Regions from separate parts of the Homo sapiens genome. Here regions 1 and 2 are each linked to region 3. Evidence: chromatin loops called from intact Hi-C (ENCODE). Cell type or tissue: CD4-positive, alpha-beta T cell. All regions are shown on one strand. Each heading gives the region's core, and the rest is flanking DNA. Links, peaks and the distances in the headings are about the cores only.

Region 1 (7,298 bases), core at 1-5,000, 180 kb after region 3:
GCAATGCATCCATACTCCCTGGATTTTAAATTCATTTTGCATGACTTAAAGAATTGAGAGAAATCGAAAGCATCTTTCAAAAATTCCCTCCAAAAAGTAATGTTATACTTCAAAGAAAAACAAAATCAACAGATATCAATTAATACCCTCAGGCCAATTTAACACGTCAGCATTACAAAAAGTTGTTTTCAATTAAACTGAAGTGTTTCTTTGCTTAAATACTTTCTTGTGTTCAACAACAAAATCTGACCCAAGCCAGGGTAGGCTGCCAAATTTAAGGCAAATGTCATTTATATCTTTATGCATGAAGCTGCCACGTTACTGGGCTTTTCAGCAGATACTTTCAAGCAAGGATCTACCTCATAAGTACATTCTAAACATGAGTTAAAAACAGAATTTAGAGCCCATTTTAATTCTGCATTGGTTATAGCCTTTACTGTAATACATTATTAAAATTTATCTAGCTGTTTGGCACAATCTGTTAGATAAAAACTCTTTGGAAGCATCATAGGCAACTTACGAGAACATTCTCTTAATACATAGGTTTATTTTTTTTTAATTAGGAGTTTTGCTTTTCTTCTGTAGAACAATCCTATATTTCTCTATAGAGTCTAAAGTTTAGAAAAATACCTCACAATGCTTTCTTTGAGCACTAAGTTCAATGATGGTGATAATACAATTTGGACAGTTTAAGTATTCTTGAAACTTTACCCAAAGTGGCACACAAAATAATCTTACTTTTTTTTTTCAAAGACAGAACAATTTCACAGCACACTCAATTTGAAGATAGACATTATATTTGAATTGGAAGTGAGGCTTGACTTACTCTGTCCAAATTCTAATGCATCACAGTCACTGGTGTGAAGCTAATAATGAAAGAAGCAAGAGGAGGCTTTCATTTCTATGGAGACAAATTGACATAGAAGCCAGATTAGTCTTTTCTTCCTGAACTAAGAACTGCTTTTGTTAGAAAACAAAATAATGTATTGTATTTACCTGAATACTGCTTTAAAAAGTTATTAATTCTTCTTTTACAAGAGGTATTAGAAATTAAAACAACTCAGATTTCTAATCCAAAATATATTTATCTTTGGAAAGCAAGGTAACCGTTGTGAAAACATTGTATTAAGAGAATAAAATGCAGTGACCTGAAATATGGGTGAACATATTCACACATGATAATGTAAATAAATATACAGAACCACTCAAATACACATTTATAAAGAGAATGGCAAAGTACCTAAAATAGCATTTTCACATATAAAATTTTTATATTAAAATATTGCTCATAATAAATAAGAGGTGATATGAATTCCATTTCCCTCTTAAAAATTATCTCTAGTAGTTTACACTAAGGAGTTAATCTGTTGTTTTGACAGGTGAATTAAAATGTTTAATAAAATGACACTGTAACAGTATATTTAAGTAGTCACATGTGATAAAATTTGTTTAGTAATTCTGGGAAAAAAGAGTCCCCAAATGAGCCAAAATGATTAGCCCTAGAAGACTAGAGTATAATGATCTGCTTTATTTGACAAAGATGTTAAATACTGCCTTATGTTTGGCAAATTTAATGACCATAAAAAAACGGACCACAACTTTCTTCAAACTTCTTCAAAGTTTGCATGTCTGGGAGACCAATAAAGGGCAGGGCATACGAAGTAAGTCTGTTTAGGTCAGTTGTTTATGGGTAGGTGCGACTTCATTCCTGTTCGCCCTACTTGCAGACATGGTAACTTAGAACAGTTCTTCAGAAGCTGTTCGATGGCAACGTGGCGGACATGGAGCTGTGAGGCCAAAGAATCTTTTTCTTGCACTTGGTGAGTTAACTCTTCAAAAACTTCTGTAAAAGATTTAAAAACTTTCATTTTTAGTATGCAGAAAGCCGGTGCTATGATTTATATTTCAAGAACTCTAACTGAAATCTATGCATTGGGCAAAGTGTCACAATGAAACTGATTTGATACCAAGGAAACAGTTCTGTTCTCTACAAAGCATATCAGTTCTGATCATCCTAGGCATCTGTATACTTTACATAGCCAAATGGAATTTGGCTCTTCTCCATCAAGTGACTACAGAGATACACAGCAAAAATGGTGGTTGCTACTGTAGCTGAGCTACTTTTCTCAATTAGAATCTATAAACAGATTCAATTAGTACATAATGTGATTTATGGACAAGAAGTGCCTGTTAGTATTCAGGTCTGGAACCCCCTCTAAGAGGCTTTGGAATCAGACTACTAAGAGTTTTGAATCCTTGTTCCTACTCTTACGTGCCTCAGGCAAGCAACTTTTGGTTTCAATTTCCTTTTCTGTGTAACATTAATAATGATAGTAAGCACTTCACCAGGCTACTGTAAAAATTAAATGAGATCATATTTGTAAAGTACTCATAAATTTCTACTACAACTATTATTGTGATTATTTTTATTATTCTGAGAGGCTGTGTGGTTAAGCTTTGGAGTTTAAATCCTTGATCTGCTACTGATTGGATGCATGATCTCTGTAAGCAACTTAACATCTCTGAAGTACAATTTTCTCATCTAAAAGGAAATAAATTGAAAAGGAGACAACTGCGGAATCTGAACATTACTTGTTAGTGTTAGCATTATACTTGATGACGTTAAGGAATTATTAACTTTAAATGGTGTGATAATGAGACTGTGACTGTTTTTTAAAAAGTTATCTCTTTTAGAGGAAATCCTAAACTATTTATGGACAAAAAACAGTGTGTTAGCTAGGATTTGTTTGAAAATAATCCATGCTACTGGTAGTGCAATGGGAATGGATGCAAGTAGAGATACTGATTATTATGCCTTTGCTAACAGTTGAAGCTGGTGAAAATGGCTTAAAGGGTTCACTATACTAGTCTCACTACTTTTATATATGTTTGAAATTGTTTATAATTTAACAAAAAAGACTAATATCACATGCCTTAAAGAACTGTTTGGGAGGACTCCCACATAGTGCCTGGTGCAATAGTGGGTAGTCAATAAAATGTTAGTAAGAGGTGGTAGTTTCCATTTTCACTTAGAAAAGAAAAATGTGGCTGGGCGCAGTGGCTCACACCTGTAATGCCAGCTCTTTGGGAGGCTGAGGCAGGAGGACTGTTTGAGCCCAGGAGCTCGAGATCAGCCTGGGCAACATGATGAAACCCCCTCCCTATAAAAAATAGAAAATTAGCTGGGTGTAATGACAGTAAGTCCCAGCTACTCGGGAGGATCACCACTGCACTGCAGCTAGGGTGATGAAGCAAGATTCTGTCGCAAAAAAAAAAAAAAAAGGAAAAATGTATTTCCTCTGCAGTTGAAAGTTGTTTCTTTCTTATTCTTTTTGCTCTGGAAACTCTAACAGGTTTGAATATCTCATTTCCAAATTTAAATGTAGATAAAGCCAGTGGTGTCCTATCATAGATGATTTTCTATGTCAAAATTTGTCACACACAAAAAAGTACTGACAGTGATTCTTACCCTGGATTTGCTGTAGGAGCTTTGCATTCAGTTGCTCTACCTCACCAAGAGTCATCGAATTCACTGAAACATGAAAATGTATTCACTATTACCACAACAACCTAGGAAAACATGCTGCTTACATCACCAACACAATATCCTATTTTTAAAAATCAGCACTTAACTGCCAACACAACATTCAGCAGTACTCCAGTATTCAACCATTAACGCTCGTAAGTGTGGAGTAGAAGTTTTCAAACCCTGACCACAACCCATGGTAAGAAAATTTTATTTTTATTCTTTTTTGAGACAGGGTCTCACTTTGTCACCCAGGTGGCAGTGCAGTGGTGCGATCAATGGCTCACTGTTGCCTCAACCTCCTGGGCTCAAGTGATTCCTCCCACCTCAGCCTCCCTAGGAGCTGGAATCATAGGCGTGTGCCACCACACCTAATTTTTTTATTTTTTGTAGAGATGGGGTCTCCCTGTGTTGTCTAGGCTGGTCTTGAACTCCTGGGCTCCAGTGATCCTCCCACCTTGGCCTCCCAAAGTGCTGGGATTATAGGTGTGAGCCACTGTGCCTGGCCAGAAACATATTTTTTATCACTCCCAGTACATCACCACCCTCCAATGAAATAAAAGTTTCACCAAAAAATAGTAGTAGGTCCAATGAATTCTGGTATCTCCTATTCGGTTTCAGTTTTTAAAAAGTGTTAGTCACTACCCATTAAGCTTATTTTGATTAAGCATTAGATAGTTTATAACCTGCAGTTTGAAAAATAAATTTGTCTGTCTAGATGTAGAATCTTAAATAATTCACATTTAGAATCAAGAAGTTGTATAACAAGATAGCAGAGGTCCCTTCTGGCTCTGAAAACATGATTTCAAGACAATTAAAATCACCTCAGCTTCTGTAAATTTTTGTAGAAATAGATGTAGAGAGAATGAGTCACCCTTTCTAACTTTACAATAAGTGCACACATTACCTTTGGCCTTTAGTAAAATGTCACATTTTTGCTTCTGAAATGCCACCACCAGTCAATTAGTCTTACAGGGATCAGCAACATGACAATGTGTATTAGCCAACAGATGAAGCTGTACTTCTAAACTATACGAGTCCTAGATGTTCCAATTCACAGTTTGTTGATTCCATTTAGTGTAATCATTTTAAATGGCAAAACAAACATGGAAATTGCTTAACTTCAATGCTTAGAAGACAGAATCCCAGTGAATGAAAAATTTTAAGATGTCTCATTTTTGCTAAGGTGAACCTGTTAAATACAATGTTTCCCAAATCTATGATTCCACAGCAAAATTCTTGACCCATTACACATCTATACAAATGTACAAAAATCCCAAACCACCCAACTTTTACTTTTCTCCCCATTTTACTTACATTCCTCTCTGCTGTAATGTGGATGCTGGGTCTGGACATTAGCCTCTGGACTAGAGATTGTCTCTTCTTTTTTCTGTGCCTGGTTGTGACTATGAGGCCACAATACACTGTTACGACATAAAGTGGCACCTGAATCTTGTAACATAGAAAGTCCAAAGTCTGTATTTTCCCTCTGCTCCAAAATTCTTTGTGTACAGTTAGAGATGCCACCTGCACTTCCATCTATCCATTTTGCAGAATATTTTGGTACTTGGGAGTCAAACTGTGGGAGTAATTTTTCTTCTGGCTTATGCCTGAAATTAAACAGATGATGCTGGGGGTTTTTAGAACATTCAGAATCTGAATCCAGATCCTTATTTTGTGCATACTGCACAATCCAGTTTATCTTCTTACTCAAAATGGTTTTAACTTCTTCATAAGTACTTTTTGAAAGCTTAGATCGAGGACAACCCTGGTTTGCAATTAAATGGTATTTTTCAAAGCAGTCTTTATGGCCCCTTAATGATTTGGTGTGCAAGAGATCAGACTTTGGTACCCCTATGGAAAAAAAAGAGAAACAAAAGACTTGAGAAATTTTGTTTTCTATAAGTCACTTTAAGAACATACAAATCTTAGTAAAATCAGAGTCCCTGATAGTCTGTGAATTAGAGGAAAAATGCTAAAGAATATTAGTATTAATATACAATGTGGCCTAATAATTTCTGCTTCAATATTCAGTAATATTAAATTCTTATGGATAGCAAAATCTTTCTAAGAACTTAATTATTCAATTTTAATCCTAGTCTAGAGATGTTACTGCACGATATAAAAAAATACTACTGAACCCAGCAATTTACCTTTACAGATTCTTGGCCTTTACATTATAGTGCTTTCTTCATGAAACCTTCTGAAGTACACACTTGCAAAAATATCTATAATATTATGAGGTTCAATAACAGAAATACTGAACAAGTTTTCCTCCCTAAAACACAGTAAATCATGTTCTTAAATTATGTTTATTGAAAAAAAAAAAACCAGAACCAGAAAAATGCAAATAAAAGTCAAAAATTCAATAAACTATTTAGATTTATTTTTAAAGAAAATCAAAGCATCTAACATTTTTCACATTTCCATTTTATAGTTACTAAAACCTTATCAAGATAATTTTATTTTCTAGAAGAAATGCATTATACTCAATCATTTTCCATACAGCAGTAAATTCAATCTGCCAAGATCCAACAGCCAGTAATTCCTCAACTCACAAATGTTCATTATATACCATAAATAACAGAAATATTACTTTTATATCTCTCAACTTAGTAGAGTATAAGTATGCTACCTCAATTGTTTTTTAAAAATATAAAAATTATAAAAATATAAAACATTTTCAAATATCTAATACATTTCAAAATACAGAATATATTCACACATTTTTATAAGTTCAAGCCATGTTATTAAAGTTAAACAGCGCTACTTTTATGCTGAAGGTGAATTAGGAATGTGGACCTGAAAATTTATGTCTGCCAGAATTAACCAGTTTAAATCTGCTTAGCTTTTCAAATGGAGTAAGCGGAGAGCCACTCAGGAGCTAGTTTAAAAAAAAGTTTTAGCTGATTCATCAGAAAAAAATACATTTTGTAATTCCTCCTTTCCTTTAAAAATTGAACTCATAGTTATTTTATTTGAACTCCAAAGTCTGGCTAAAAGAAAGATAATGAAGCATTTGTACTTTAATGGTATGAAATAAAGTATTAGCATACTTGTGAATATTAATGTTTTTAAAAATATATATAGTATCAGCCAATGGTGGGACTTGATGAGACTGTCAAAACCAAGTGTTAAATTGGTTATCAGTTCCCTCAACAGTTACTGTAAGCTATGTGAACACACCTCTAAAACATTAATATTGTAAGCACATGTAAACAACTGCTCTCATGAGGTAAACTCAAATATCTGAGCCTTGTTTTTTCCAATGAGTACAAAAATTGCTGGAAACTTAAACAGAATTTAATATACATCTTATTTATCACTTTGCTCCTTGTACTGCAATTGTGAGCACGTATACATTTCTACCAGTTATTATCTGATTAGGTCAAATTTCCAGCAACATTAGAATATGTGAATTATAAATCTCAAAGCTTTATTTGATAATAGAGTATACATCTTTAAAAATGGGAAACTGACATAAAAAGGAAGCTCACGAGCTCTGCTTTATTAAGTTTTATTATTACGCATTTTAGATAATAAGACAAAACAGTAGTTATCACAAGTTATACACCAAAGGAAAAATGGTTCCATTCTGCTATCTGATTCCAATGCTTAGTTTTCTGGGAAACACTGGTATGCAGAGAGAACCTGAAGCTTGCCTATTACTAACTGAAACATTTATTAAAGAGCTCCCCTACCCTCTGCAAACTCTTTTAGGTCTTGTTGCCAACAGATGGTTAGCTAATCCCTCAAAACCGTAAATGGTCTC
Region 2 (7,446 bases), core at 739-5,738, 170 kb after region 3:
ATTACTCCAGCCAAAGTACACAGGGACTGAGATGATTTGGGGGACAACATTAATAGATCATAGATGATTGATTCAATGTGAGAAGGAATAGAACTAAGGGTTAGAATTAAGGATTAAAACAGTCAGTGCAATGATTAAATACACAGGCATACGAGTTAAACTACCCGGGTTCACCCCTCTAATAGTATGACGGGCTAGGTTCTTAAATTCTCTGCACCTGTTTCCTCATCTGTAGAATGGAGATAATTGTACCTACCTCATAAAGAAATTGTGAAAACTAAATGTGATGATGTCTATAAAACTTAAGAACAATGCTTGCCTTTGAGTAAAACTCCACAAATGCTAGATAGTATTTTATCACTTATAATAACTAATGATTTCAAACTGCTAACATTTGAAACTTTGATGATCAAGGATCAAGAATTTGTGAATACTAATGATAGTATTTATTTTAGCAATTTAAAGTAGCTTCTTTCAACTTGCTAACATTTGAAACTCTAAGGATCAATGATTTGATGAAGGATCAAGGATTTCTCAATTTGGGAGCCATTATATGATTTTTTTTCTTAGTAAAAGCATTTCCATTTATATTTTGTTTCAAGCACTGTGTTATGATTGGATAGTCTTAATTGATAATATTTGTTATTTGTTTTCTTTCAATGAGTAAGCTTTCAATGAGTAAGACCTAAGAATAACAAAGATTTAAAAAAATTTTTCAATATTTTATATATATATATATAAATTACCACAGTTATACATTCATATTGTCTTTAAAGGTCAAATTGTATTTTCTTTTTTGTTGTTGTTTCTTTTTTTTTTGAGATGGAGTTTTGCTCTTGTCGCCCAGGCTGGAGTGCAATGGCTCAATCTTGGCTCACTACAACCTCCCTCTCCCGGGTTCAAGCGATTCTCCTGCCTCAGCCTTCCAAGTAGCTGGGATTACAGGCACCCACTACCACGCCCAGCTACTTTTGTATTTTTAGTAGAGACGAGGTTTCACCATGTTGGCCAGGCTGGTCTTGAACTTCTGACCTCAGGTGATCTGCCTGCCTTGGCCTCCCAAAGTGCTGGGATTACAGGCATGAGCCACCATGCCCAGCCCAAATTGTATTTTCTTAAGGAAAATATTCAGCAGTCTCACATCTTTTCTTACCCCCTCCTCATCCTCACTGCCTGACATCAACGTTGATCACTTGATTAGAGTCGAGTCTGTTAGGCTTCTCCACCAAAAAGTAATTCTTTCCCTTTTGTAATTAATAATTATTTGGAAGGATGTATTTTGAGATTATGTAAATAGTTCATCTCTTATGAAAAACTCAATTTATGTATTCATTTCATCACACAGATTTTCCTATTTCATTCAATGGATTCACTAAGTATTTGGGTGCTTACATTGCCTCTGATTTGGCTAGTGGGGACTCCTTCAATATAGTTCTCTGTTATTTTGTCATGTCCCCATCTTTTTTTAGTATTTCTGTACTTTCTGGAACAAAAATATATTCGACTTATCTTGTACCCTAAAGTCAATCATTTCTCCAAAAGGGGCCCGGATTTAGTGAACAGTTTTTAGAAAGCAGTATTTGGGTTCTAGTTGTTACTCATCGCTTTTGTTGGGGGTCACTCTCCCAGACCCCCTTCTCAATGGCCAAGCACAAAAGCACATTTACATCTGTGTGTATCTAGATTTGTATCTTATCTATCTATTGAAAATCATGCATTTACCCCATTATCTTCAATTGCAACCAGACTCACAGGGTTCATTCTGGTTCTCTTCTTTCATATTTGTAACTCTTTGAGGAATGAGAAACCGAACTGCTCAATTTCTTAATATATTTACTTATTTAAATTCCTTCCTATATAACCAACCCTGTGTTGCCACTTTGTCCCTGTAAAAGAAATCAGAATCTTGGGACCTCAAACTCACTACGCCAAAAGGAAAGTTAAGCCTGGGAACTGAGTCATGCAAATATTGCCTTCCTTCTTCCTGAAACAGATAGCTGTCATTTCACAATCCTATGTCATAACATTGTATGTAAGCCAGGTTCCCAACACGGCAAAAGGCCATATACATCCCCAGATGGCCCCCTTCACAGATTGCTCTCAAGGAAATTCCTTGTTAGCTCCAAAATCTTTCAGGATACATATTCCCCTATAAAAGCAACACATGCCAATTGTAACCTTGGTCCTGCCACCTAAGTTTAACTCCTAAAACCGAGTTCTGTTAAATCTCACCCTGACCATGTCAATTACGAGCTTATCTTCCAAGGTACAGAACAAGTACAAGACACGAACCACTCCTGCGCCTACTCTTGAGATGGATGCATAATTGTCTCTTTCCTTTCTCTTTTCAAGTGTTCACCTTCTTTTATGTAAAACATAGATTCCTTTAGTGCTAGTTACAGCCTCACAAGGATGTAACTATTTGTTTCACTGCCTACCCTCCTTCCCTTTCCCCCACTGCTTGCTTTTTCCCCTTAAGTAATGAGTTCCCCAAACCCTCTTCGGAAAGCCCAGGTTACAGATGCTCCTGTGACTTGTGTTTTTCCTGGGTCGTCCTCAAACTTTGGCTTAATAAACCTCTACTAATTGAGACATCTGCCTCATTTTTGTTTAATAACCTTTCCCCCTGCTGATGTTTCCTCTGCCCACTGAGGCTCTGGCACCCCACCCCCAATCTCCTGCTCCCCACTGCCCCCATGGGTGCCCTCCTCCTCCCACTCTAGATCTGATAGCCTGCATCAGACCTCCCCACCCACCCCATGCTAGGCCCTCCTGGTTTGCTCCAGCTCAAACACACCTCACTATGCCCCTGTGAATGAGGACTAACCCTAACCTTGCTTGTTGCACCTGATAGTTCTAGGATGGAATTGTTCCAAAGGAAAGAGGAAGGAATAGCATAAACTTCATTTTGGGGTTTTCTTAGGGGATTTTGCTGGTGCTATTTCTGGCATCTACCAGTAATGAGAGTTTACCTAAGTTGACTGATCAGAACAATTCGGCATACCCAGACATGTGGCTAAGCCGCTGGCTGCTCAGAGGCATGAATTCTTTCGTAGCGGTAGTCTGTTTTCCTGTTCATTAGCGCAACAGGAAACCAAGCACTGGTAATTGGATAAGTCCTCCTTTTACTTGTAATGAGCACCAAGTTAGTGGTAATGACTAAGAGGGCTACTTAACTGAGTTTCAGATCTTGTTCTAAAATTCTTTGTATCTAAGTGAGCTTCCATTTCAAATTCGTTCAGGTATGAGATTGGAATTTGGCTTCTTATGAGCTCATCTGCTATTCCATTTACCTTAGCCTTCTCTTTGGTTCCAGGATATGGTGCCAAAAAATATATTTCTGCACAAGAGATGCTAATATGATAAGGGACATCTGGGGGCTTTTGTACACATTGCTGTGATTTTCTTCTGTTGACCAGAAAATCCTAGCCACACAGTACCCACAGGCCCTTGAACATATGACTACAATATATAACTTGAGCTGCTTTAGTTTGAAGATCTAGTGAGGAGCAGCAGGGTAAGCGATTTCCCCCACCTCCAACCAGGTAATCACAATAGACGTGTGTAAGCTTTGAAATTTCCTATAAACAAATTTTGCTGAAACTGGCTTTTTGATGTAAAGCAGCATTTGTTATGCAAGTTCTACTGCTATTACTCTTCCCATAGTCTATTCTGGTTGACTTTCAGGATGAAGACATCTAAGCTACTTCTGGATTCCCTAGAAAACTTGTGCTGCCTATTCTTTTCCAACTGTGTAGTCCTCTCCTGGCTGTTTCTGTGGTCCAGCAGACTGTGGAGAAATAGCTTACTATTCCATTAGAAAGAAGATCTTGTGTAATAAAAATAAGAAGTGGTATCAGGTCATGGGAGCTTTGGAAATGGAATCGAGATTTGGTGCTTGTCTTTGCCTCTGTGGCTAACAAGGTATAGAACGTTTGGAAGTTTCTTAACTGACTTAGGCCACCTAAAGGTATTAGAGTAGACAAGCAGTTTGTAAAAGGTGCTTTGCAGGTAACCAGGGGCCTGCTGGTCTCTCATAGCTGCCTCAGAGGCTCATGATAGAAGGTTTGAGAAACTAGGGGATTGTCACTGAGAGGGATACAATGGGGACTTCGGTCGAATAATCTCCATTGTCTTTCGAGCAGAACAGCAGCAGCTCTATTTCCTATACATTTCACATTTTGTAATTCTTGAAGGATTTTTTTTAAAACAAAGACCTCTGCTAAAACCAAACCAAACCAAATCAAATCAAATAAAAGCTGCAAGACTCCTGAAGGTCCCTCTAGCTCTACATTTTTAGTACTTTCCTATGATATTTATATATCCCACATGCTGGTTCACTTTGTCATCTGAGATGAGACTAATCTGTGTCCATCTGGGATAGAAATTTCTTCCGTACTTTGATGAAAAGCAGTGTAGTCCTGCAAGATGTGAGTCTATTTCCCCATACTTTATTGACACAGGTATGAAGATGAGAAGAGATGGAGGCAGCAAAGGAAATGTGGTTTTGCATGTCACTAGCTCAACTCCCTCTGCATTTTCTTTTAAGCAAGGGAGGTGCTCCATTGTCTCTATAGGGCAACAGCAGTTCACTGGGTCCCCACATTTTTCTGGGGCTTTTGTGAGAAGCAGTAGGCAGGAACAGTGAAGAGAAACTTAGCAGGAGGCCCAGGTGCTGTCTTTTCTAGTTTCAGAGCTATCTGATCAGGACAAAAAGGAACAAGCTTGTCCACAGCAAGATGGCCAGCAACTTGGTTATTTACCCAGTTAGTCTTGGGGAACACTAGAGCTCTTCCAATAGCTGGGACTATTTAAATTTTTTCAAGGAAACATATGCTGTGGGTTGGTGGTAGATGGGATTCAGGAGGATCCTTCTCTTATACAAGATGACTTTCTGGATAGGTGTTTGTGGGGTACAGAGGGAGGGAGCAAGGAGAATAAGAGAGGAACAAACCAAATGTTCAACATTCTAACACTCTTTAATAATTTATCTAAAATTATTGGATATTGAATTATTAGAGGCATTGAATCTTTTACTTTTTGTATGACACTCACTCAGTCTTCAAATAATTTCTGATTGAACACTAGATTAAGAGGAAAAAATACCACAAATGAAATAACTTGTATTTTTGTTACGCAAAGGATTATTCTAAAAAATAATAAGCTGTTCCTCTAAGCCCTTTTAGAACACATGGAAAACTTCAGAATAGTGTGAGGGCGTCTTACATGCACTTCTTTCTTTGGAGATTGTGATAACCCAAGTAGAGGATTTAGGATTGTGCTGCTCAGAGACAACTGTTTGGATAAAATAATGCCAGATTCATCGTTTCCAGACTTGTTAAATTCATGGAGTATTAAAATAAAATTGAAATAAAATGGAAAATATGATGCCCAGTTGTTTTGTCAAAACCAGTCTAGGTGTTGCTTTGAAAGTAGTTTTTAGATATGATTAACATTTAAATCAGTAGGCTTTGAGTAAAGCAGATTACTCTCTGTAATGTGGGTGGGCCTTGTCCTATCAGTCGAAGGTCTGAAAAGAGTGAGGTCCCCTGAAGAGGAAGGAATTCTGCCTCTGACCTGCCTTCAGACTCAAGACTGCAGCATCAACTCTCGGAGTTTCCACCCATCCAGGCTGCCCTGCAGGTTTCAGACTTGCCAGCCCCCAGAGCTGGTTTAGGGAATTAAACCAATCTTTCTCTCTCCACATATATACATACTTTGTTTTGTTTCTCTGGAGAACCCTGACTAATAGACCAATACAAGATTGTGGTTTTAATTCCACCAAGTAAGGACTGAAAACTAAACAAATAAACAAAAATGAAAATCTACCATCTATTGTCATCACTTCATGAAAGAAAGAAAAATTTACTATTCCCATAGGAAAGACATACTCTCAGAACAAAGAACAATTTTATTGATGAATAAATTCTATCCTATTAACTAGCTTACCACATTGCCTTTACGTGTCTCATTTTCCACACACAGGAGCCAGCCTTTAGGAACTGTGCTGGAGGTGACCCAACTTCTGATTGTGTGGGAGAACTATCCCACTGTTACTCCTAAGAGAACATTCTCTCCCAATAGCTCCCCCGATATGGAATGTGACAGAGTAACAAGATGCCAAAATATATAGACCTCTTTTTCTTTCTACAACATAGGTGCTCTTAAACAGTATGCAGAGGATTGTGTAGCTGCTTATAATAGGAGCCAGGCTGACACAGCTCTCTTTTCTCTTTTGTCACAGGTGATCACAGAAATAGCTTGCTGTAACAGCACCTCACAGTTTCCTCTTAAAATGAAACCACATTTTCTTTGTGCCCTTTCAGCTCAGTTCTGCTGTTCATAGAGGGGCTTGGGAGATTTTCCACTGTAGGTTTCTTAAAATTCATTATACTTGTAGAATGTTAGAGCTAGAAGGTCCCCTAAAGATCATAAAGTTCAATTTCATTTTTTACAGATGAGAAAACAGAGGCTAAGAGAGGTAAAGAGGTGCTTAGTTGTGGCAGAAGATTAGAAGAGAAGTTCCTGCATGTCGGTTTAGCAATCATCTTGCTCATTACAACTTCCTCTTCTGCCTTAATCACTTTTCAGTTCAGTAGCCTCTTTCCTCTAGAATAGCCCTTCTGTATTCACACTGCCTTTTCTTTGCTTTGAAGTTACAGATCTGAAACTCTTGCGTTAGCTATGCTATGGTTTTCTTCCACATTCTGTACACTGTACTGACCATCCTCTTATAAACCTCTTCTCTTCTAGGTTAAAGATTTCTTGACTTCCCTCTGGTGAAGCTTGATACCAACTGACCTATAAGGGCTTGGTTTTCACAACAGAGTCTTAGTCCACCCTCGCCATCGCACCAAATACTGAGAGAACAAATAAAATTATTGCTTGAAGAAACGAAGTAAAGACTATAGTATTCATATTTTTCCCACATGCCATTTGCAGTAGCTTTTCATATTTCTCATCTATCCCACACTAGAAATTTCATCTATTGGCTTTTGTAAATTTTCTTTTTGAGCCACAAATTTATCTCAGTTTCAGATTCTAATCTATTTTCAGTAGTGCTTTCAGTTTAGTTTACTCCCATTTCAAAAATACTCCGTCTTGTTCTTTACAGCAATAAAATCCAAATGCAAATTCCGACAACCTCAGCCAATGGTGAGTCATGGTCCCTCATTTCCACCTCTTCTAAACGGTCATGGTTGCTCATTTTCACTCTTCTAAGCACCTCTTCTTTACAGCAACAAAATCAGAAAGCAAATTCAGGCAACCTTAACCAATGGTGAGTCATGGTTCCTCATTTCCACCTCTTCTAAACCCCTCCTCTGATGGTCAGGACCCTTCTCATTCCTCAAGTAGTAACTATTCAGCACTTTACCACTTCCCTTGAATCTCTGACCCATTATCTTTTTCGTCTTTCTCACAGAAAATAGAGGCAGCCATTTAAGT
Region 3 (7,446 bases), core at 1,334-6,333:
ACTTGACAGTGCCTCCTTTTTCAGTAATAGTATGGTGGCTTGGCACTTCCAAAAAGCCTTCATCCAATGTCAGTTAAATCAGAGTAAAAAGCCTCAACAGTTCTAACTTAACGAAAGCTGTTCACTCTATTGGAAATGAAAATATGCAAAAAAAAAATTAAGATAATCAAGAGATAAGATAAAAAATGACTTGAGCCTGTGTTAGCGTGCACATTTCTATTTTAATTCATTTTCCAATTTACTGGAAACCTCTTTGGATTAAAAATGAAAAGGAAAATAAACTATTTTGATTCTCTTCTTGTCAATAGAACACAAGCTCACTTGACTTTCAGTACATGAGAAATTAGCAAATAATATGTTTACCTCCTTTTTAGACTCCTTGAATAGTGCTGTACTTGCAAGAGCCCAGTGGCAGAAAGGAAGTCCTTCTGACATCAAAGCACAAAGTGTTGATTTGTGTAGGAAACTTTGGGGACATCAATATACACAAATAAAAGAGTATTTCTGTAGTTATCACTATAGTCACTGTTCCACTTTTATTTCTCGTGGCCACATCCACAAAATGGGACAATGTTTGGCAGCTGAGTTTAGCAGAACATTCTCAACTGAGGTTCCTGAGCAGTCACATAAATACTACAGTGAGCATGCCAGGGCATGTTTTATAGGAGTCTGCTCTTCTTTACTTTAAGCTGTAAATGTACCTTATACAGCAGAGTACAAAAGACAGCTCCAAGTGAGAATTACCTTCGTTCTCAGTGCCAAAACAGTGGTAACACTGTGGTGTGCAGAAAGCCCATGAAAACATGGGGTCATGTAGACCTGAGTTCAAATCCCAGAACCTTGGCCAGGCATGGTGGCTCACGCCTGTAATCCTCACATTCTGGGAGGCAAAGGGAGAAGATCGCGTGAGGCCAGGAGTTTGAAACTCACCTGGGTAACACAGCAAGATCCCATCTATACAAAAAAAAATTTGTTTTTAAATTAGCCTGGTGTGTTGGCACATGTCTATAATCCTAGCTACTTTGGAGTCTGAGGCAGTAGGATTGCTTGAGCCCAGGAGTTTGAGGCTGCAGTGAGCTATGGTTATACCACTGCACTCTAGACTGGGTGACAGAGCAAAAACAATACCACAAAAAAAAAAAACTCCCAGAAAAGCAAATCCCAGAGCCATTATTTACTAGTCGTGGATCACAGGTGAGTCACATTCATCTAGAAAATAGTTACACTGACTTCTACCACAAATATATAAATGAGATTATTCTTGTATTAACGACATATCAGGTGTCTGATAATCTTAGTTCCCTTTTTCCATACTTTTTTTTTTTTCAAAGAACATATAACATGTAATTTACTTTTAGATGCAAGATTCACTTCTTTCAACTCCTACCATGCCCATTAATGTGTTATTAGGGGTCCTCTAGAATTGTGAAAATCCCTAAGTATTTGTGATAAACAGAAATGCACTGTTAGGAGCCAGGCTATAACCACAAAAGACTAACTCCTTTGACCCCATAGCATTGGCCTCCTGTGTCCAGGCAGTGGGACTCCACCACTCCGCCAACAAATACTTGTTTTAAAATGAGTAAGGAGAAAATATACAAACACCCCAGAGTTCTATATTTTGCAGATGAAACACCTGTAGGCATGGTCTGCACACCCTTCAATCATCCGGCCTTGAACCCACCTCAGGGGTTGATCAGCCTCTGCTTAATCCAATCTAATCCTTTACCTGTAGGCCTGTCCTTTCGATGGTTTTTCTGGATACCAGTGATTTTTATATTTTTCTTGAAGTATTAGGGTCAATTTCTCAGCAAACCTCTCAACTGCCTCTTTTTTCAACTTATCATGTTTTCGAACTAGCCTTGTGAAAAAGAAGACAACGGCAGCAATTTCATTCTTCATTTTTTTCCCTGCAAAGATAAAACATGTTTTCTCAGAAAAACAAAATATAAAAACTGGGAAGATGAAGCTCTGTAAGATATACCTCCTTTACAGCTCTCCCCTTCCTCCTTCCAATTTTATCTTGTATTTCTTTGGCTTATATCTGAAGTAGAGAACAATCTACTTATCTTTATGCCATAAAGGCCTTATTATAAAATACTACTTAAAAATCTTATCACTTAGCTTCATGAAGAAATTCCATAAAGATAGCACGTTGCTCCTGTTGGCTAAAATAAAACCACACCTATCAGTAAAAGAGAAGCACTATAATAAATGATACGACATAGATGTTACTGTGTGTGTCAATATTTAGCTGCAATAATCTAAGTTTAAAATTCTGTGAAATGATTTGAACTTTAAAACATAAAAAAAGTCTACTTTAAAATCTAGAACTGTAGAGCTATTTTATAACAGAAAAGTTCGGCAGTTCCTAGAAAGGTTAAACACAGAGTTATCATATGACACGGCCAATTCTACTTCTATTTGCCCAAGAGAAATGAAAACATATGTCCACACCAAAACCTTGTACAGAAATGCCCATAGCAGTATTCATAATAGCTAAAAAGTGAAAACAATATGTTTACCAACTAAAGAATGGACAAATACTGTGTTATACACACGTATGGAATATTATTCAGCAATGAAAAGGAATGAGTACTAATACAAGCTACAATATGGGTGAACCTTGAACACAGAAATGCCCACAGCAGTATTCATAATAGCTAAAAAGTAAAAACAATCTATATGTTTACCAATTAAGGAATGGACAAATACTGTGGTATATACATGTAATGGAATATTATTCAGCAGTTAAAACGAATGAGTACTAATATAAGCTACAACATGGGTGAACCTTGAATACATCACACTAAGGGAAAGAAGCCAGTCACAAATGACCACATATTGTACGATTCCATTGATATGAAATATCCAGAATAAGCAAATCTATATAGACAGAAGACAGATTAGTGGCCTACGGGGAAGTGGGAAACCAAGAAAAGGAGCATTGCTAATAAGTACAGGGTTACTTTTTGAGGTGATAAAAATATTTACTAAATTTCACTATAGTAATGGTTGTACAACTTTGTGAATATACTAAAACCATTGAACTGTACATTTTAAATGGGTGAATTGCATGGTATATAAATTAAATCCCAAAACTGTTCTACATAAAAAATTTCAGCATTGACTTTCCGAAAGTACTCTTTCAGGAAGAGAGATACATTTATCCACAAGTTAAGAGACACAAAAACTAGTGGATCTATCAGGACATATTTAAGAAATGGAAATTCAGGTCACCCGCAGAAAAACAAACTAAAAGAAATAATCAGAGATTTAGCTACATTTTGGATTGCCTCAAAGGACTTTAAAAATGGTATATCTGATTTATCATTGATTAATCCTTAAGGGCAAACCCTTGTCCTAAGATTGTTTTGATGTATGTTGTCTCTACTCAGTGAGCTCATTCATCTGGCTGCTGTAACCTGGAGTTATTAAGATGCTGCCTTTAGTAAGCAACATCACCTTTTTGGGAGCCAATTACGTATTAAAAACATACAGCCTCTGCTATGTTTAGCATAAAAACAACTAACCTAGCAGTAGTTTGTGTTCCCACATTTCCAAAAAAATAAAGCTGATTGTTAGCTTTCTTTTCTCAAACTGCTCTTTCAGTCTCTCTTCAGAATATGACTCCTTTATTCCAAGTGCAAATTCAAACAAGGAACCTCACTGTGAAATAAATTCTACACAGTTATCTGAGAGGTGTGCTGGCAGCCGCAGATAGCCTGATGGAGGGGAAGGCACACAAATCTTCCTCCCAGAACCCTAGAATGAGAAATTCACCTTCTACAGCCAGCTAGCAGGCACCGGGCATGGGTCCACACACGAGTGTACACGTATACATAACCCCAGCCCACCACGACTGCTGTGCAGCCTCCTCCTGAAAAATGTAAGCCATTTCCACTTTGTAAAGCTACGTTTATATTCCACCACGATACGATGGAAAAGAAAACCCAAGGCAATTTAATATACGGGTTGGGAAGAAAGTTTTGCTGATGGAACTACATTAGCCTCCACTCCAGCAAAGCAAACAAGGAACCACACTAAAGAAATGTACTGAATCTTTTAACTAGATCTTTCTCCTCATTCATTACATTTGCCAACTATGTGCCACATATCTGAGTTCTGGATTTGTTTCTGTTTGCTCTGCTTCATATAAAAAAATAGAAAAGAAGGAAAGAACCACTTAGTGGTTGCTTTTGGTTGTAACACAAGATGACTCATTTGGACTTTTGTTTTCCCCGTTTGAAGAAATGATAGCTCGAACAGCTGAAAAATAAGCCCACTCCCACCAGTATTCTAGGAGTACCAAAAGGTGAAAGAGGGAGAGTTACAGTCAGGGCAAGAACCACCAGAGGCAAGCAGGGCCAAGAAGACCTCAGGCGTCTTGAGTAAGTAGGCGTCCTCCACCCACACTCAGAGCAAAAGGCTCCCATTTTAAATATCGCACGGTGACGTCATCCTGGGACCTCGTCACCGCGGCGGCTGCTCCTCAAGTTCTACTTTGTTCCACAAGGCTCCTCTGCTCACGGCTGCGTGGATAAAACCCAAAGGGAATCCAGAATCAAGCTCGGCCTCGCAGGAGTTTATAACTTTTGTACTTTTCCCTCCCTTGTAACGAAAAGCTAATCGCAAACGTTTCTAGGAACACATTTTTCTCCTGATAGACGTTCCCAAGGTGGAGGGCGCGAGAAGACTGGCCCGTGGGGTGAGGAGCCCCGGCCCGACCTCAGCGGCGCCACAAAGCCATGAAGAGGGGAAATAATTTTCCAAGGGGCTAAGAGTTGGACTTTCTGAAGCCATCGAAACCTGCTGCTAGGCTCTCCCGCTGGGGTTTTGAGAGAGGTAGGTGAGGAGGGATCAAACATCTCCACCCGCTCTTGAAAGAACCGCCTTGAGCTGCGCCCAACTTCTGCAATCCCGGTTTTCCCCAAGTTCAAGGGGAAGGGCCCTGGCGCCCAATGCCCAGCCTCCCCGACAACATCCTCGCCAGGGTGCGCCTGCCCCGCGGGTCCGCTGTCCCCGGCGGGCGGCCCTGGGTTCGAGGACCCGGCTTCCCGGAGGCGCGACTCTCCAGCAAACAAGCGGAGCTCCAGAAAAAACACCGACGCGAAGGGGGTGGACAGAGGGTGGGAAGCCGCGGGGTTGTCGCCCACCCGGAGGCGGAATGTAACGCGCTGTGGGAAACGTGGCAGGAGCCCTGAGGCGGCGTCTTTTTCCTCAGGCGCCCGCCGAGGGTCCCGCGGAAAGCCTCGCGGGCCGCCCTCGCGGCCCGCAGCCCCGCTCTGGCGCCGAGCCGGAGCCCATGCAACCTGGTTCCATCCCCTGCCCCTCCCCTGTCCCCGGTGCGCCGCCCGCCAGCGAGCCTTCGACGTGGCCGCAGGGGCGACGGGACCACCCTCCCCCGATACCCACAGCCCCGCCATGTCTGCCTTTCCCCGGCCCGGTCTCCTCACCGCCGCTGCCGCCGCCGCTCTTCGGCCGGAGATTCGGCGGCCCAGACCGTGTCCTGGCCGGGAACTGAGGGCTCCGCCTCAACGGGCCCGCGCTGGGCAACAGGGAGCGCAGCGAGCCTCGTCCGGCGCGTGCGGCTCCCGCGTCGTCGGGCGGCCAAGCGCGCGTTGAGAGGACTGGCGGGCGGACGAGCGCGCACACGAGTGAGCGCAGCCCCAAAGCGGCGCGCAGGGGGCTCGCGGCCCGGAAGAGGGGAGGGGCGATGACCCGGGAAAGGGTTGGCGCGCGCGGGATCGGCTCGCGCGCCTGAGGGGCGGTGCCGGGGGCGGGGCTTCGCCGCGAGGCCACCCCCGAGCCCCGGGCCTAGCCGCACGGGAGGCGACACACCCTCGCCCTACCCTGAGCCTGGCGCAGACCCTCGACCGCGACGGCGCGGTCCGCAGAACCGCGGGCTTCCCTCCCCGGCAAAAAGCGGCGCTGAAGGCCTGTGGGACCCCCGCCCGGCCGCCCTACGTGCGTCAGCGCCTTCGGGGGTCGCGCGGGCTTGGTCCTTTCGGCTGTCTCGGCCTTTTTGTTTCCCCCTCAGGTCTCTCCACGCTGCACTTGACACCCTCAGGGCGGAATGGCGAGTTCTAGACCCAGCTCTCTAGACCCGGGGCTTCATGGGGGACACGGACTCGACGGGAAGGGGAACTTGGCATTTATGGACAGATCCTCATCCTTCTTGCTGTAGTCAATTACACGCACGTTAACCGTGCAGCCGCCCTGCTGTATTTTAGGCGGTTGTTGGCACTCCTAGTTGGGCCCTTCCCTGGCCCCTCACAGCAGGGCCTGCCTCCTGTGGACGCTTGTGTGCTGCCCTGGCACCGGCCACTGTGTTTTGCATAAAGGAGAGGCTCCAAAGATGTTGGCCAAAGGAATGAAGCCTTGAGAGTCCAGGCTTTCTATTTCTGAGACACTCTACTCAAGGACTTCCCAGATGCAAAGCTTCATCTTTGAGCAAATACAAATATGGAGAGGGAACATTAACTTTCTGAAGAAAAGAAGGAACATCTTTTCAACCTTTTATATTGAGTTAACACCATGGTCTTAGTTTTGTGAAAGCACTTTAATACATCCAACTAGCGGGAGGAATACAAGATATTCCTACCTTTTTATTATTATTATTAAAAGAGGGCTAAACCATGTTGTAAACTACTTAAGAACTGAATGTTCAAGTTGTACAGTATATTGGCCAGATTCCTTACTGCCCACTAGGCTTGGGAGCATGTTTTCAGCTCAGTTTTATGAATGTTTTAAATTTGTATTACTGATCTTTGTTATAGCCAATTAGCAATTCAAAATGGTAATTTTTTTAGCAGTAATAAATATACCATCCCCCAAACAGTACAATAAACTTTATTTGTAAAAAAAAAAAATTATACTCTTCTAGGACTTAGTCTACTTACTGGTACATTTAAAGAGGATATTTACACCTTGGAGTCTTCTAGGAGGTGTGAAGGTGTTTTTATTTTAAAATCATAACAATCTGATGAGGTTATTTTTACAGATAAAGGCCTTTAATTCTGCAGTTTCATAAAATAGCTAGGTAACCACCCACATTACTCAAAATTTGTCCAGAAATTTCTATAGTTTAGGATTAGTATTTTGTGTAGTATTTATAAATCTGTGGTCCACATTTTCCAGTCTTAGAGCAGTACCATATTCAAAAAATACAGGCAAGAACCTGAAACCCAATTTCAAAATGACTTTTAAAAAATTCTCAGGCTGGGCACTGTAGCTCATGCCTGTAATCCAGTACTTTGGGAGGTCAAGGAGAGAGGATCATTTGACTCCAGGAGTTCAAGACCAACCTGGCCAACATCATGAAACCCAATCTCTACAAAAAATACACAAATTAGCCAGGTGTGGTTGCATGCAGCTGTAGTCTCAGATACTCTGAAGGCTGGGGTGAGAGGATCACCTGAGCCCAGGAAATTGAGGCTGCAGTGA

The links. A loop is a pair of places that touch in the nucleus more often than their neighbours do. Peaks named below come from ENCODE experiments on the same cell type or tissue, not always from the same donor. Only the 100,000 strongest peaks of a DNase experiment are listed, where the experiment ranks them.
Region 1: it touches region 3 in a loop (4-fold over the local background); 12 of 110 quality-filtered maps call a loop at or near these places.
Region 2: it touches region 3 in a loop (2.8-fold over the local background); 12 of 110 quality-filtered maps call a loop at or near these places.

Annotation. Positions count from the first base shown.
Region 1 is chr21:17,791,739-17,799,036 of GRCh38, forward strand. C21orf91 (chromosome 21 open reading frame 91) reads right to left here. Exons shown (of 5, transcript NM_001100420.2): 3 at 4,844-5,380; 4 at 3,470-3,532; 5 at 1-1,843. The coding sequence ends at 1,677. C21orf91-OT1 (C21orf91 overlapping transcript 1) reads right to left here and starts at 771. Exons shown (of 4, transcript NR_038871.1): 1 at 739-771. The region is part of intron 2 of LOC124900465 (a long non-coding RNA gene); the gene reads left to right. RefSeq lists an enhancer at 2,222-2,391. In CD4-positive, alpha-beta T cell, for the core only: no CTCF peak of the experiment used is centred there; DNase peaks (open chromatin) are centred at 1,753, 2,163, 3,153 and 3,538; H3K4me3 peaks cover 2,324 bases; H3K27ac peaks cover 4,675 bases.
Region 2 is chr21:17,777,688-17,785,133 of GRCh38, forward strand. The region is part of intron 3 of C21orf91-OT1 (C21orf91 overlapping transcript 1); the gene reads right to left. The region is part of intron 2 of LOC124900465 (a long non-coding RNA gene); the gene reads left to right. Among named protein-coding and RNA genes, the nearest start is that of C21orf91-OT1, 11 kb to the right of the region's middle. RefSeq lists enhancers at 2,780-2,999, 4,854-4,903, 6,872-6,941, 6,972-7,061. In CD4-positive, alpha-beta T cell, for the core only: no CTCF peak of the experiment used is centred there; DNase peaks (open chromatin) are centred at 1,994, 3,034 and 4,554; H3K27ac peaks cover 3,701 bases.
Region 3 is chr21:17,607,243-17,614,688 of GRCh38, forward strand. It overlaps BTG3 (BTG anti-proliferation factor 3), which reads right to left and starts at 5,659. Exons shown (of 5, transcript NM_006806.5): 1 at 5,457-5,659; 2 at 1,730-1,910. The coding sequence starts at 1,902. BTG3-AS1 (BTG3 antisense RNA 1) reads left to right here and starts at 4,444. Exons shown (of 1, transcript NR_149073.1): 1 at 4,444-6,872. It also overlaps a transcript of CXADR not described here. In CD4-positive, alpha-beta T cell, for the core only: no CTCF peak of the experiment used is centred there; DNase peaks (open chromatin) are centred at 4,449, 4,929 and 5,699; H3K4me3 peaks cover 2,636 bases; H3K27ac peaks cover 1,837 bases.